Regions from separate parts of the Homo sapiens genome. Here region 2 is linked to region 1. The links are chromatin contacts, found by Hi-C or POLR2A ChIA-PET in ENCODE. All regions are on one chromosome and are shown on one strand. Each heading gives the region's core, a stretch centred on a gene start or an enhancer-like site at or near the end of the contact. The rest is flanking DNA. Distances are from core to core; before and after follow the strand shown. Region 1 holds the start of RASD2 (RASD family member 2). Region 2 overlaps TOM1 (target of myb1 membrane trafficking protein).

What was found. A loop is a pair of places that touch in the nucleus more often than their neighbours do. ChIA-PET counts read pairs that join two places held with the same protein, here RNA polymerase II (POLR2A). Pooled maps may share reads with other maps.
Region 2: a pooled map shows a loop between it and region 1 (2.2-fold over the local background). The contact joins the enhancer-like site here to the promoter of RASD2 in region 1. A Hi-C loop is called at or near these places in 1 of 168 maps with a recorded cell type or tissue (CD4-positive, alpha-beta T cell) and 9 of 50 pooled maps. POLR2A ChIA-PET finds 5 or more read pairs at or near these places in 1 of 52 experiments (activated CD8-positive, alpha-beta T cell).

The regions. Positions count from the first base shown.
Region 1 is chr22:35,538,005-35,544,467 of GRCh38, reverse strand. RASD2 (RASD family member 2) reads right to left here and starts at 3,637. Exons shown (of 3, transcript NM_014310.4): 1 at 2,968-3,637. RefSeq lists enhancers at 3,287-3,849, 3,850-4,412, 4,413-4,975 and a silencer at 3,946-4,165.
Region 2 is chr22:35,308,708-35,314,914 of GRCh38, reverse strand. All of the region lies in intron 1 of TOM1 (target of myb1 membrane trafficking protein), which reads right to left. Among named protein-coding and RNA genes, the nearest start is that of TOM1, 12 kb to the right of the region's middle. RefSeq lists enhancers at 965-1,064, 3,514-3,793 and a silencer at 5,610-5,679. Within about 2 kb of position 1,439, at least 23 of the 41 ENCODE cell types and tissues checked have a DNase peak (open chromatin) inside an H3K27ac peak, as active enhancers do.

The sequences.
Region 1 (6,463 bases), core at 2,388-4,887:
CCACCTGACTGGCCCAGGGGCTGTGCCAAGGAGGGCCCTCCCCTAGGGCAGCCCTGATGAGGTGCCCAGGGCATACGTGTGGGAGGCAGGAAATGAGAGAGAGGAGGGTGGAGAGGGGGCTGCCAGACCACAGCAGGGAGCCCTTCTCAGTCTCTGCCGGGGCTGTCTCAGCCAGCCTGGGCCTTCAGCAGAGATGGGGGGAAAGAAGCCCTACCCCATGACAGCCCCCTCCCCAAGTCCTTCTGCAGACAGCTTGACTCTGCTGGCGGTCACTTCTGTCTAAACAGGATGGGAAAGGGGCCAGAAGCTCCCAGGGACAGTATTTGTCTCCATCATTGCCCTGCCCAGCCTCCAGCCTAGAGCTTGGTACAGACGAGTTGATAGCAATGACTGAATGAGCTTCAGGGAGTCAGAGAGAGGAGGCAGGGAGTCAAAGACGCAGAGAATCGGAGAGAGGAGGCAGGGAGTCAAAGAGAGGAGGCAGAGGGTCAAAGAGGCAGGGAATCAGAGAGAGGAGGCAGGGAGTCAGAGAGAGGAGGCAGAGAGTCAGAGAGAGGAGGCAGTGAGACAGAGAGGGGAGGCAGGGAGTCAGACAGAGGAGGCAGGGAGACAGAGAGAGGAGGCAGGGAGTCAGAGAGGAGGCAAAGAGTCAGAGAGAGGAGGCAAGGTGACAGATAGAGGAGGCAAGGAGTCAGAAATAAGAGACAGGGAATCAGGGTGGGGAAAAAGAGAAAAAAAATCCTCTGTGGTTTTTATCTCTGAGAGAAGACTGATTCTTCACATGGCCTGAGCCACGTGGGGCTGTGTGAGACATCTGGACACCTGGACGCCAGGGGACAGTGCCTCTGTGGGCTCCGCCTCCTGCCTCCACATCTTTCTTCCCTCTCTTCCCCCAGAGGTGGCACCATGGGCACCCTCGTAGGCACATCTCTCCTCTGCAGCCTGTTCTCCCTTCTCCATCCTCAGCCAGGCTGACCTCATACAGCGAGGAGCAGACAGGGATGAGTTTGAAGAGCCCTTTGGGAATTTAGAGTCCAATATCAGTGACTGAATGGATTTCAGGAAGTCAGAGAGAGGAGGCAGGGAATCAGAGAGGGGAAGTAAGGAATCAGAGAGAGGAGGCTCAGAGAGGCAGGAAATTCAACGGAGACCCCCTAGCGGCACAGGTATCTGAATGCACATACTGTGACTACTGACCCCATCACAGGGCCATTCTGAGGACAGGTGGAAGCCAGAAAGTTCCCAGAGCAGAGATGAGGGGACGCCATCCTGGGGGCACAGTAACCACAGCCAGGAAGGCATCCATCAGCCCACTTGACTGATGGGGACACTGATGCTCAGAGAGGTTAAGTCACTTGCCCCAGTTCACACAGCAGATGACTAGCTGGGCTGGGATCAGAACCAGGCTGTTTGGCTTCAAAGTCTGGGCTCTTAACTCTATGAAAACCCACCCCCAGCCAAAACTGGTCTTTTCCAAAACACTGTCTGTCTCAGTGAAGCCTCAGCTGGCATCAGGCGGGGGGATGACGCCGAGACATACTATATTCTCACTCCCTCTCTCCCTGCAGGCAGCGGAGCGGAAAGGGGGCAGGCACCTCCCAGGATTCTCCCCTAACCCTGCCAGCCACCTCTGAGCAAGTGCACCTGTGGATTCACCACTTCTCCCTTGAGCCTCTCTCCCAGGGCCTGCCTGAAAGATGAAGGGGTCACACGGGCACAGGCAGCAGGACAAGAGTCTGGACGTGTCCTCCCGGTGTATGCCCCAGAGCCTGTTTCACTGCACTGCCCCTCCTCCACACCCCCATGCCTCCTCCATCAGTGCACACTCAGCCTCTTTGGACACGCACATTGCCATCACTGGCTTCCAGCTGCCACTCTGAGAGTCCGGGAGCTTGGCAAAGCCAACCCCACCACCCTTGGCAGCTCAGGTGGTAGAAGGTAGGCAGGCATCCACTTCTGGCAGGCCAACTCTGCCTCTCACCAGCCCGGCAGCCCTGGGCAAATGACTTGGCTTCCTGGGGCTCAGGTTATTCCTCTGTTAATGGTAAGACATAAACCCCCTGTGTGGCCCTGGGTTTCCAATAAGTCTGGAGGCTGACCCAGCTCTTGACCCGCAGCAAACCTGAACACATGCTGGGTTCTTTTCTTCGTGGCACTTTATCTTGGCAGTCGTGGGGCTGCCTAGAGCAGCCTGGTGAGGCTGGACTGGAATGCAGGCGCAGGTCTTGCAGGGACCCCATCTTGTCTCTGACACCACAGGAGGCTTGATTCACTGGCTCCTGACCTGGCTGCTCCCTCCCAGCCTGGCTTCCCACCTTCCATGAGGTCTTGGACAACATCCCCTGTCATCCTCCTGGTGCTGGGGACAAGGGGAGGGGAGGGCACAGAGAGGCCTCCAGAGCTGCCTTCCGGGCCCTCCAAGACAGCTAAGTTACAGGAAACCCCTCCTGGGAAGGGAATCATCCAGGAAACTCACTCTGCACCAACCCAGAAAAAGCTCAAGAACTCTGGATAACGAAGGAGCTTCTTAATCTTCCTTCCCCACCTCCAGGTAATGCAGGCTGCAGCCAGCTCCAGAAGAGGGACAGGAGTGTTTGTGGTAGTTGACTCGTCTTCCCTGAGCCCCCGTTTCCTCCTATTTAAATGGGCTATTACTCTAGCTCTTTAAATGCAAAGCCTGTGGCACCAAAACTAGCACATAGTAGAAGCTCAATAAATCTTTCTTTCCTGGGATTAAGTCAAGGGTATAGCACTCAGTTTGACACATACAGTAGGTGCTCAACGAATTTAATTCTCTCTAGGTATGCAAAGTTGCCAGACGATCCCGGCACATAGTAGGTGCTCAATCAATTTCACTTTCTCTGGTCATCTAAGGAATCACTGAGCTTTCCTCCTCCAAGCCTCTACCCTTTCTTCCCGGCTGCTCCACTTCCCCCAGATGCCCAGCTCTGTTGGGGCGTCTCCTACCTGGGAATGGCGGGCCGGGCCTCTGGCACGGCTCAGAGAGCTGCCTGGAAGCGCCGGGAGCTGCGGGGAGCTGCCTGCTGCTCCAGCCGCCGAGCCTCCCAGAGTCTGTGGTGGCTCCCGGGTCACTGCGCGGGGATCCTCCCCTGCGCTGCTCGGGACGCCGGGCTGGGCGCGGCCGGGCAAGGAGGCGCAAGGGGCAGGTGCCCCATGGGTGGGCTCCGAGGGCTCGGCGGGGCCCGGGCAGGGGGCGGGCTCCGGCTCGCCGCCGCCGGCCCTGCCCTGCCCCGAGCCGGGGGCCTCCTGCTGAGCCAGGTGCCCGGAGGCTTGGGGACGTCCGATCCGGGGGTCCCCGCCTGGGGCTCTCGGGCTGGGGGCAGAGAGGTAGGGGCGACTCCAGTGATGAAGGAGCAGCTCCTAGAGACTTGGGGAGGGGGGGTCCTTTGGAGGTGACTGTGGGTGCGTGTCCCAGGTGGGCGAACCCTCCTGGTCGCCTATGCCACCTTCTCCGCCTGCCCCAAAGGGGGTCGCTCGGATGGGGGGTATCGGGCTGCCGGGCTCGGCCGCGGCCTCCTTCTCTGCCCGCGGCTCTGCAGCTCTCCCAGCGCCGGAGGGACGGCTTCTTTCTCCCCGCGCGGCGACGCCAGCAGCTGAAGGAGGAGCAGGGCGCTCTGCTCTGCGCGCGTGTGGGAGGGGGCCTTGAACGCCGCCCCAAGGTTTCGCAGCTCCAAGTTAGCATCAACCCGGCTCCTCCTCCTTCACCTCCTCCTGTCCCCAGATGAGGAGAACTTTGTGTGTGGCCCTGGGTTCTCCCTCCTTCCCCCTCTCGCAGGCAGATGCCCCACTGTCACCCGCAGGGCGAAGAGGTCGCTGATCCCTCCGAAAGGTGGCAGAACCCCAGGCTCCTGATGACGGTCCCAGCGGCACCCTCCCGCGCCCCTGCGAGCGTCGCCCACCTGCTCCTTCGGCCCCCCGCGAGCCGCGCCTCCCGCCGCCCAGCGCCAGCGTCTGCCCCCCAGAGCCCGCTCGCCCCGCCCCACCCCGGCGCCCCGCCTCGCCCCGGCGCCCGGCCAATGGGAGGCGGGTCCCGCGGCCCGGCCCCGCCCATCCCTTTCGCGGCCTCCGGGGCGCCGCGGTCTGCGGTTCCGCGTGTCCGGGCGCGTGGGGCCGGGGCCGCTGGGCGCGCGCACCTTGCCCAGAAGGCGGCCCGGGCCTCGGAGGCTGACGTCTGCGCACGCGCTCACACGCACGCCCGGCCTGGCCGCAGGTGACCCGCATGGGGTCCGGCCGCCTGCCCACTCGGCCGGGGTCTCCAGCGGCTTGCGCCCGGCCAGGTCGAGCGCGCCACGGTTCCAGCGCCCTCCTCCTTCGCGGAAGTCCCCGGGTGCCCTCCCAGGTGTCCAACCTGCCTGTCCCAGCCGCCGCCTCCCTCCCGAGCTCACGGTGCCCACGGGACCCTGCGGACTGGCACATGGGCCATGCACGTGTCGCCCAGAGGGGCGGGGAGTCACCTAGGCTTAGTAGCCAGAGGTCTTCGAGGCATGCGAGTCTCAGAGACCACGGCCGACGGGGACACACCAGGTGCCTTGAGCATTGCGTCTCCTGCCTGCATTCTCCCTCCCCACCTTTAAATGAGGGGCTTGACCTAGGCCAGACATCGGGCCTTCTCACTGGGCCATATCTCCACACCACTTATTACTTAATATATTTTTTAAAATATCAGATCCACTTTCCCCACCCCTTAAACACGTTTTTTTAGAGAATCATTATATCACTGCCTTAAATGGGAAATCAGTATCACTTGCCATAAATAGAAAGTAAGAGTTAAAATAAGCACAGTGAAAACAAAGCAAGGTTATTAAATTCCAGCTGGAAACCGTGGCCTGCCAAGGCTTGAGATGTGTGCCCTCAGTGAAAAAGGGAGATTGGCAAGGTTTGGAGAGGTGTTAAATACCCATTAGCACCTAACAGAGACTTTCTCCTTCACATATCAGGAGGCTTAAAAGAGAATGTTCTCGTTGTGTGATACAGCAAAGGGATGGGATGCTGTGTCTGTGTCCCTCAGTTCCAGATCCCTGGACCTCAGGGATGTCTGCCAGCCTCACCCCCAACCCAGATCTGGCCTCCCTACCTCATGAGAGGACGCAGGGGTCTGGGAGGGCACCTGAGGGGTCAGCTCCATTGGCTGAGAGACTGGCGTTCAAGTCCTGTCTCCGTAACTACCTAGATATCTGACCCTGGGCCGTCATGAAAAGTCTCTGGGTCCTGGTTGTGCCATCTCTAAAATGGGTATGATATTGATGGGTCCACAGAATGACAGAAGTACTAAAATGGCCTGGGACTTTGAATATGGAAAGTGACTTGCTTTGCTTGTCTCTGTAACATCTTGAGATTCTCCAGGAAAGTTAACCAGAGAGGATGGGGCAGGTGGGGGTGGAGGGTGCAGTACCTGTACTACCTGATTGTGTTTAATGCCCCAATTTAGGCCACAGAGGGGCTAAGGGGATGTGCCCAAAGTCACCTGGTGGCAAGTGGCAGGATTGCAGCCTGGTGCATTTTCCACATCCAGACTTTGCCTCTGGGAACTGGCTTCAGCCCGGGAGGGTTTGTGCTGGGCATGACACACACAGGCTGTGAGCCTTGAGCTGGCAGTGAACTTGGCAGTGGGAGGTGAGCAGGGTGGCACGCTTCACCTGGAAGGCTGGGGTCAGGAAGACTCAGGTCGCTGGGCCAGCTCTGCCACCTCCATCACGGAAATGTAGCAGACGGCCCAAGAACCAATTGCTCCCTGCTTCTGCAGAGTTGTTCAACAGAATGGGTCATGTCCCACTGACCATATCCCAGTCGCGAGGGGAGCTGCATGTGGAGTGAGAACCCTGGGAGGTCCACTTGCCCCAGCCTCTGTCTTCTGCTCCTGCCCTCCCCCACTCCTGGTATGGTAGGGCTCAGTCAATAAGCAAATACACATAAGGGATCAACTGATGCCCAAGGAAGCTTTGTGTAGCAACAGCACACTTCTCACATGTGCCTATTTTCCCCTTCCCCCCTCCCCACCCACTTGCTTTATCATCCCTCATCAGACCCTTTGTCATAGCTGCCCCCTTCGTCCCTGGGCTCCCTGTCACCCTCTCTCTCCCATATAACCTGTGACCATTTTAGCCCTGTTCTAAAACTGCCACCTCCTGCTCAAGAGTTTTCAAGGGCTCCCCATTGCTTAAGATATAAAATCTTGGGCTGGGTGTGGTGGCTCACGCCTATAATCCCAGCACTTTGGGAGGCCAAGATGGGAGGATCACTTGAGGCCAATAGTTTGAGACCAGCCTGGCCAACATAGCAAAACCCTACTACTAAAAATATAAAATATAATAATTTTATACTAAAAATATAAAAACTACCCAGGCGTGGTGGTGTGCGCCTATAATTCCAGCTACTCGGGAGGCTGGGACATGAGAATTGCTTGTATCCAGGAGGCAGAGGTTGCAGTGAGCCGAGATCGTGT
Region 2 (6,207 bases), core at 190-2,689, 230 kb after region 1:
ACTGTAAGGTGTGCATTATTGCCCTCATCTCATGAGGAAACTGAAGCACAGAGAGATCACCAACTTGCAAAGGGCACACAGAGGTAAGGGCGGGGCAGCCGCTGACGCTGTGGCGCAGGTGCCTGAGGCTTCTGTGCCATCCGCATCTCTCAGCAGGGGCGGGGAACACTGTTTTCCCAGAAGTGTCCTTCCTGACCACACAGGGAGTTGGCCCTCTCCTCCCTGAGCTCCACCGGCAGGCCTCTCAGTGGTCCCCACCATCAGATCCTCTTCTGTCCCCAGTACCCCCTGAAAACGATGGGCACCTCTCATCTCCTGGAGGAGGGAACATCAGTGTTTCAGGAGAGGCTGTGGTTGTTTTGGAAAGGCAAGTAAGTGGCTTTTAAAGGGAAGCGGGGACATTGATAAATAAGAGAAATCCCATACCCGGCAATCAGGTGGGAGCAGAAGGACCCCCCGCCCCCACCCCGTGCATGAGTCTGATGTGACCCAAGCAGTGCAGGCAAGCTCCTGAGCCATGAGTGGCAGCAGGCAGTAGTGGGCAGAGCCAATCAGAAGACGGAGGTTTTCTGCGGGGTGGGAGGGGATATGTGGCCTAAACGAGAAAGGGGAGAGGAAGAGGAGGAGGAGACAAAATCGGGACAAGGCAGATCTGAGCAATTCCAGTACAAGACAGCTGTTGGGAGGCTGTGGGACATCTGCCCAGACCATCACTTGCCAACCCCTTCTAGGTTCCTCCAGGTTCCTCCAGGTCCAGGTGTGGACAACAGGATTGCGGTGAATCATGTGGATTTCCTTCAGATGCCCACAGGGTAGGCATATTCCATCAGGGCAGAATTTTAAACCCACAGGAACCTGGCAATATTTGCTTTGTTTTTGTTCTTCACCACAGAAGTAATTCAGCTTGCTATTTTAAGAAGGGGGAATAAAAACACGGACAGTGGTTGCCAGTTACCAAGAGAATGACAACTGATTCCCCGACCTCGGAGCTGTAACCTTCAAGGGCCTCCGGGTAGCAGCTGTGCTCTTGTCTTCCAGCTCCTGACAGAACCGGGCCCTGCAATCCTCCACCTGTCATCAGGCGGCTTTGCAGTTGTTTATGGCTGGCAAGCCTGTGGCTTCGGATCACTGGGCACCTGTGCGTCCTTACAGCAGTCTGTCCTCTCCCTATTGGGTCTGGTGCAGATACCACCTCCCTGGAGGGCTCCAGATAATCTGCCTGGCATGATGGCAAGACCCACCTGCCCCTCATGGAGATGAGGGTGGAGTGGGACGAGTCTGGCCTGACCTAACTCATAGAATGTGGGCAAAGATCCAGCCCCTCTGAGTCTCTGTTTTTGCACCCGTAAAATCAGGATAAGACTGCCTGCCTCACAGGATGTTGTGACCTTGCAGCCAGACAATGTCAGTATGACATCAGGAAAGGCTAGCAATGAGTAACCGAGCTACAATGACTATGACTTGGGCCAAGAGAAAGAATGAGTAGTCACCAAAGACACGCCACACCACGGGCAGGATCAGAGATGGGGGCCATGGTATGGTATCACCCCTTTCTTTCTTTTTTTTTTTTGAGACAGTCTCGTTCTGTCACCCAGGTTGGAGTACAGTGGCACGATCTTGGCTCACTGCAACCTCTGCCTCCCGGGTTTAAGCGATTCTCCTGCCTCAGCCTCCCGAGTAGCTGGGATTACAGGTACCTGCCAACACACCTGGCTAAGTTTTGTATTTTTAGTAGAGATGGGGCTTCACCATGTTGGTCAGGCTGGTCTCGAACTCCTGACCTCAAGTGATCCACCCGCCTTGGCCTCCCAAAGTGCTGGGATTACAGGTGTGAGCCACTGCCCACTGTGTCCGGCCAGTATCACCCCTTTCCACACCAGCCTTCTGGGAAGCAGCCTGGAGCCCGCTCGCTCCCATCCTGCACATTCCAACAGTCTCATGATCACTGAGACAGCTCTGGCTCAAGCTGCCACCTCCCCAGGCCTGCACTGTCACCTCCACGCTCTACTCAAACATAACTCCAAGCACAACTTCCTCTGTTTAAACATTGTCCATCACCCTCACTGCCTGAGGATCAAAAGCCTGAACTCTCCAGGGGCTGGCGTCAGCCACAGTCAGCTGTACCCCCTTCCTCTATGTGGCTTGCCCTCTCACGCCTCTGAGCTTCTGTCTGCAATGCCATTCCTCATTCAGTCAGGCTCATCCAGTTCACATGCTCATCTGGCACTCAGCATGCACCAGGCATGGGACTAATAAGCACGTCACACCCTCAGTCACCCGTCACCACAACCTTTAAGACAGAGGATGAATAAACTCAGGGGCATGGAGAAGGCAGCAATTTGCCTGCAGTCACACAGTTTGTGAGATGCACAGCAGATTCAAAGCCAGAGAAGTCTGGTTCTCAAGTCCATATTCATAACCACGATGCTATGTGCTTCTCAAACATTCTCAACACCTGTCCAGGCTACAGGGAGACGTCAGTGAGCAAATCCAGCAAGGTCCTGCCCCAGTGGTGGTTTACAGTCCAGTGGGAGGCCACAACTGACAATTCCAAAAGGTCGTTTCCATGGCAGGAAAGACCAGGTGCTGAGACAGTGCCAGGTGTGCTGATGAAGAGGAGGAATGAGTCAGCTGAACTCCTGAACTCCCCTTGTCTTTTTTTTTTTTTTTTGAGACGGAGTCTTGTTCTGTCGCCCAGGCTGGAGTACAGTGGTGCGATCTCGGCTCACTGCAACTTCCGTCTCCTGGGTTTAAGCAATTCTCTGCCTCAGCCCCCAAAGTAGCTGGGATTACAGGCGCCCGCCTAATTTTTTTTTGTATTTTTAGTAGAGATGAGGTTTCACCACCTTGGCCAGGCTGGTCTTGAACTCCTGACCTTGTGATCCACCCGCCTCGGCCTCCCAAAGTGCTGGGATTACAGGCGTGAGCCACCGTGCCCAGCCGAACTCCCCTCATCTTCTAAGCCCCACCCAGGGTTGGCTCCTCAGTGGTGCCTCCTTCTGGGTAGACCGTGTCACTCCTCATCCTGCACCATGACAATAACAACATCATGGAGAACAATGACAGCCATCATTCAGTGAAGAAGTGTCAGCCTGTGCAGGATGCTCGGAGGACCTCCATTTGTGTCACCTCCCCACATCCCCAACTGTCGTGGGGGCAGCCAATGTGCAGAGGTTTGTGACTTGCTAGATGCAAAGCCAGGCCTGCGTGCTCCAAACTTGTGTGCTCTCCACTCTGCTCTGTCCCTGTGAAGACTGCCTCTGCCTGCCTGGGGCAGACCTTCTGGGGCCCACCTTCTGGTGCAACAGAGCAGAGGGGGGCATTACATACTTTTGGAATGACCGACTGAGGCTCTGCACTGCCTAGGTGCTCAGTTCGATGCTGACTGCCCCTGCCTACCCTGCCTTCCCAGAACAACAATCACTGTATTTCACTGATTAGCCACCAGGCTAAGGACAGAACAAGAAAGAGTCTGGCTGTTTTGAGACATCGTGGAGCTGTCAAACCCACCCTGAAACTGCCAACCTTCAGGCTTCTTGCTAGGTAAACAAAGTGCGTTGTTGTGGTGGTTTCAGACTCTGCTGGTTGCGTTTCCTGTTACCTGCAGCTCAAAGTATTCGTGATTAATATTCCTCTTTAAGGAGTGAGGTCCAGCTGCCCTGGCCTTCCCACGGGACTGCTCCGCGGTGGACAACTACGGCATGGACCTGAAGGCACCGGGCTCCACTGAAGCCCTCGGGAGCCGGCACTGAGACCTGGCCCAGTCCTTCCTCCCACTCCCACTCACCAGCTCAGCTGATCGCCCGCAGCCACCCCATCACCCTCCTCAGGCTTCTGTGCTTCTGAACACACTGCCCTTCTTCCAGGAAGAAATGTGCTCCTCCCCACCTCAACTCGTGCTCCTAAGCCCAGATCAAAGGTCAGGTCTCCTGGTGGAGTCTGCCCTGACACCCCCCACCCCGCCAGGGCCTATTCCTTCCAGCTAGCAGCCAGTAGCATTTTCCACAGACCACAACTCTAAGCACTGCTTAGTGGAGTGATTAAAATAACTCTGTTGGGCGATCTCTTTGTTTCTACATCTCTCTCTCCCAGGAGTCTGTGAGCTCTTTAAGGGTGGCGGTTATAGCTCACAAATGGACTAACTGTCTACCCCAGATGGGACCTGGGCCATGATAAACCTGCAGTACCTGTTTGCTGAATGACTGAATGAAAGATGAGGCTGTATTCACCAGCACAATAAACCTTTATAACAGTGTAAATGAAACACCTCCACACTTGGGCACTCATTGATCCCTTACTAGCTATTGTGTGGAAATCCTAATCCTTCTTCCAACTTGCAATCCTCTGAATACATTTTTTTTTTGAGACAGAGTCTCACTGTTGCCCAGGCTGGAGTGCAGTGGCACGATCTCGGCTCACTGCAACCTCCAACTACTGGGTTGAAGTTCACCTGCCTCACTCGGCCTCCCGAGTAGCTGGGACTACAGGCGTGTGCCACCATGCCCAGCTAATTTTTGTATTTTTAGTAGAGACAGGGTTTCACCACATTGGCCAGGATGGTCTCGATCTCTTGACCTCGTGATCCACCCGTCTTGGCCTCCCAAAGTGCTGGGATTACAGGCGTGAGCCACCGTGACCCTTTGAATACTTTTAAAAAGTACCACGTCCCTCCTTAATCTGTCCTCCAACATCCTCAGGACCTGTGACCACTCCACTCTGATAATGATCTCCAGAGCCTTCACCCTATTCTGACCGACCCCTCTGGATATAGGCCAGCCATGCTGTCCATCTGGAAATGCAGTGTGGGAACCCACACGCCACATTTACCTGTCCTTGCTAGATACTGTATTTCTATTACTGTACTCAGTGACTATGTGAAATTTTTATTAACCCTACCATGTGGAGCTGACTCCAATAGTTGTGGAAGATGCTCCCCCTGGGCTCACAGCATTTAGCTTTTCTAGACCCCCTTGCAGCCAGAAGTAGCCCTGGGACTTCTGGCCACAGAGATGGAAGCGGGTGTCTCTTGGGCGGCTCCTGGGGAAGGTTTTGCTTTCTTGGTAACAGAGACACAGACAGTTGGTACTTTCACCTGTGCTTCCTACCGTGAGAATGCAAGCACGAGGATGAAACCAATGTGGTCAAGAAGGTTAGGCAGAAATACAGAAGAAGCCACTACTGAACGAATTCATTCTAGATGGACACAGATGTTGTCACTCAAAGGGAAACCCAGCAGGTCTCTCAGTTCTCTCTCTTTTTTTTTTTTTTTTTGAGATGGAGTCTCACTCTGTTGCCCAGGCTGGAGTGCTGTGGCACGATCTTGGCTCACTGCAACTTCCGCCTCACCGGTTCAAGCGATTCTCCTGTCTCAGCCTCCAGGGTAGCTGGGATTACAGGCGCCCACCACCACATCCAGCTAATGTTTGTATTTTTAGTAAAGATGGGGTTTTACCATGTTGGCCAGGCTGGTCTTGAACTCCTGACCTCAGGCGATCTGCCTGTCTTGGCCTCCCAAAGTGCTGGGATTACAGGTGTGAGCCACTGCGCCTGGCCTCTTTCAGTTCTAAGGGGGAATCGGTGAGATGGAAAAGTTGGGAGGATGGGATGCAGACACAGACAAATCCTGCCCAGACTCCAGCACCTACCAGCTGTGTGAGCCTGGGTAACTCCTCGGCCTCTCTGTGCCTCAGTTCCTCCTCTACAGAATAAAGATGACCAAAGCACTCACCTTCCAGGGATGTGTGAGGAGGAGTGTATACATTTCAAGCACCAAAATAAATGCTATCCTCTACAAACATATCAACCACAACATGATTGAGAATTTCAAGCACCCCATAAGAGATTTTTAAATCACAAATATGCAGAAGCTATTTTTTTTTCAGCCAGAAACTTGTCTTGAAAACTATTTTCCAAAGGAATAACTCTTTCCAGACCCAGCGTGGAAAGTTCCATCCATCTCCTAATTTGCTGAGCCACCCTTCCTCAAAACCCTGGCTGCCTCTCCCCTGTATTTTTTTTAACCATAAACCACAAGAGAAACCCTAAAATACCTTACAGAGGGTATTGCTTCCGCAACCCACAATGTTAAAGTCGATGTAACTAACTATAGTACCTAACAAAAGGAAATGTCAGTGAGATAAAGAAAGGTTTTCTAAAACTCCCCAGGTAAGAAGTGAGGCTGTGAAGGCAGAGGCTTGAAGTGGCTGG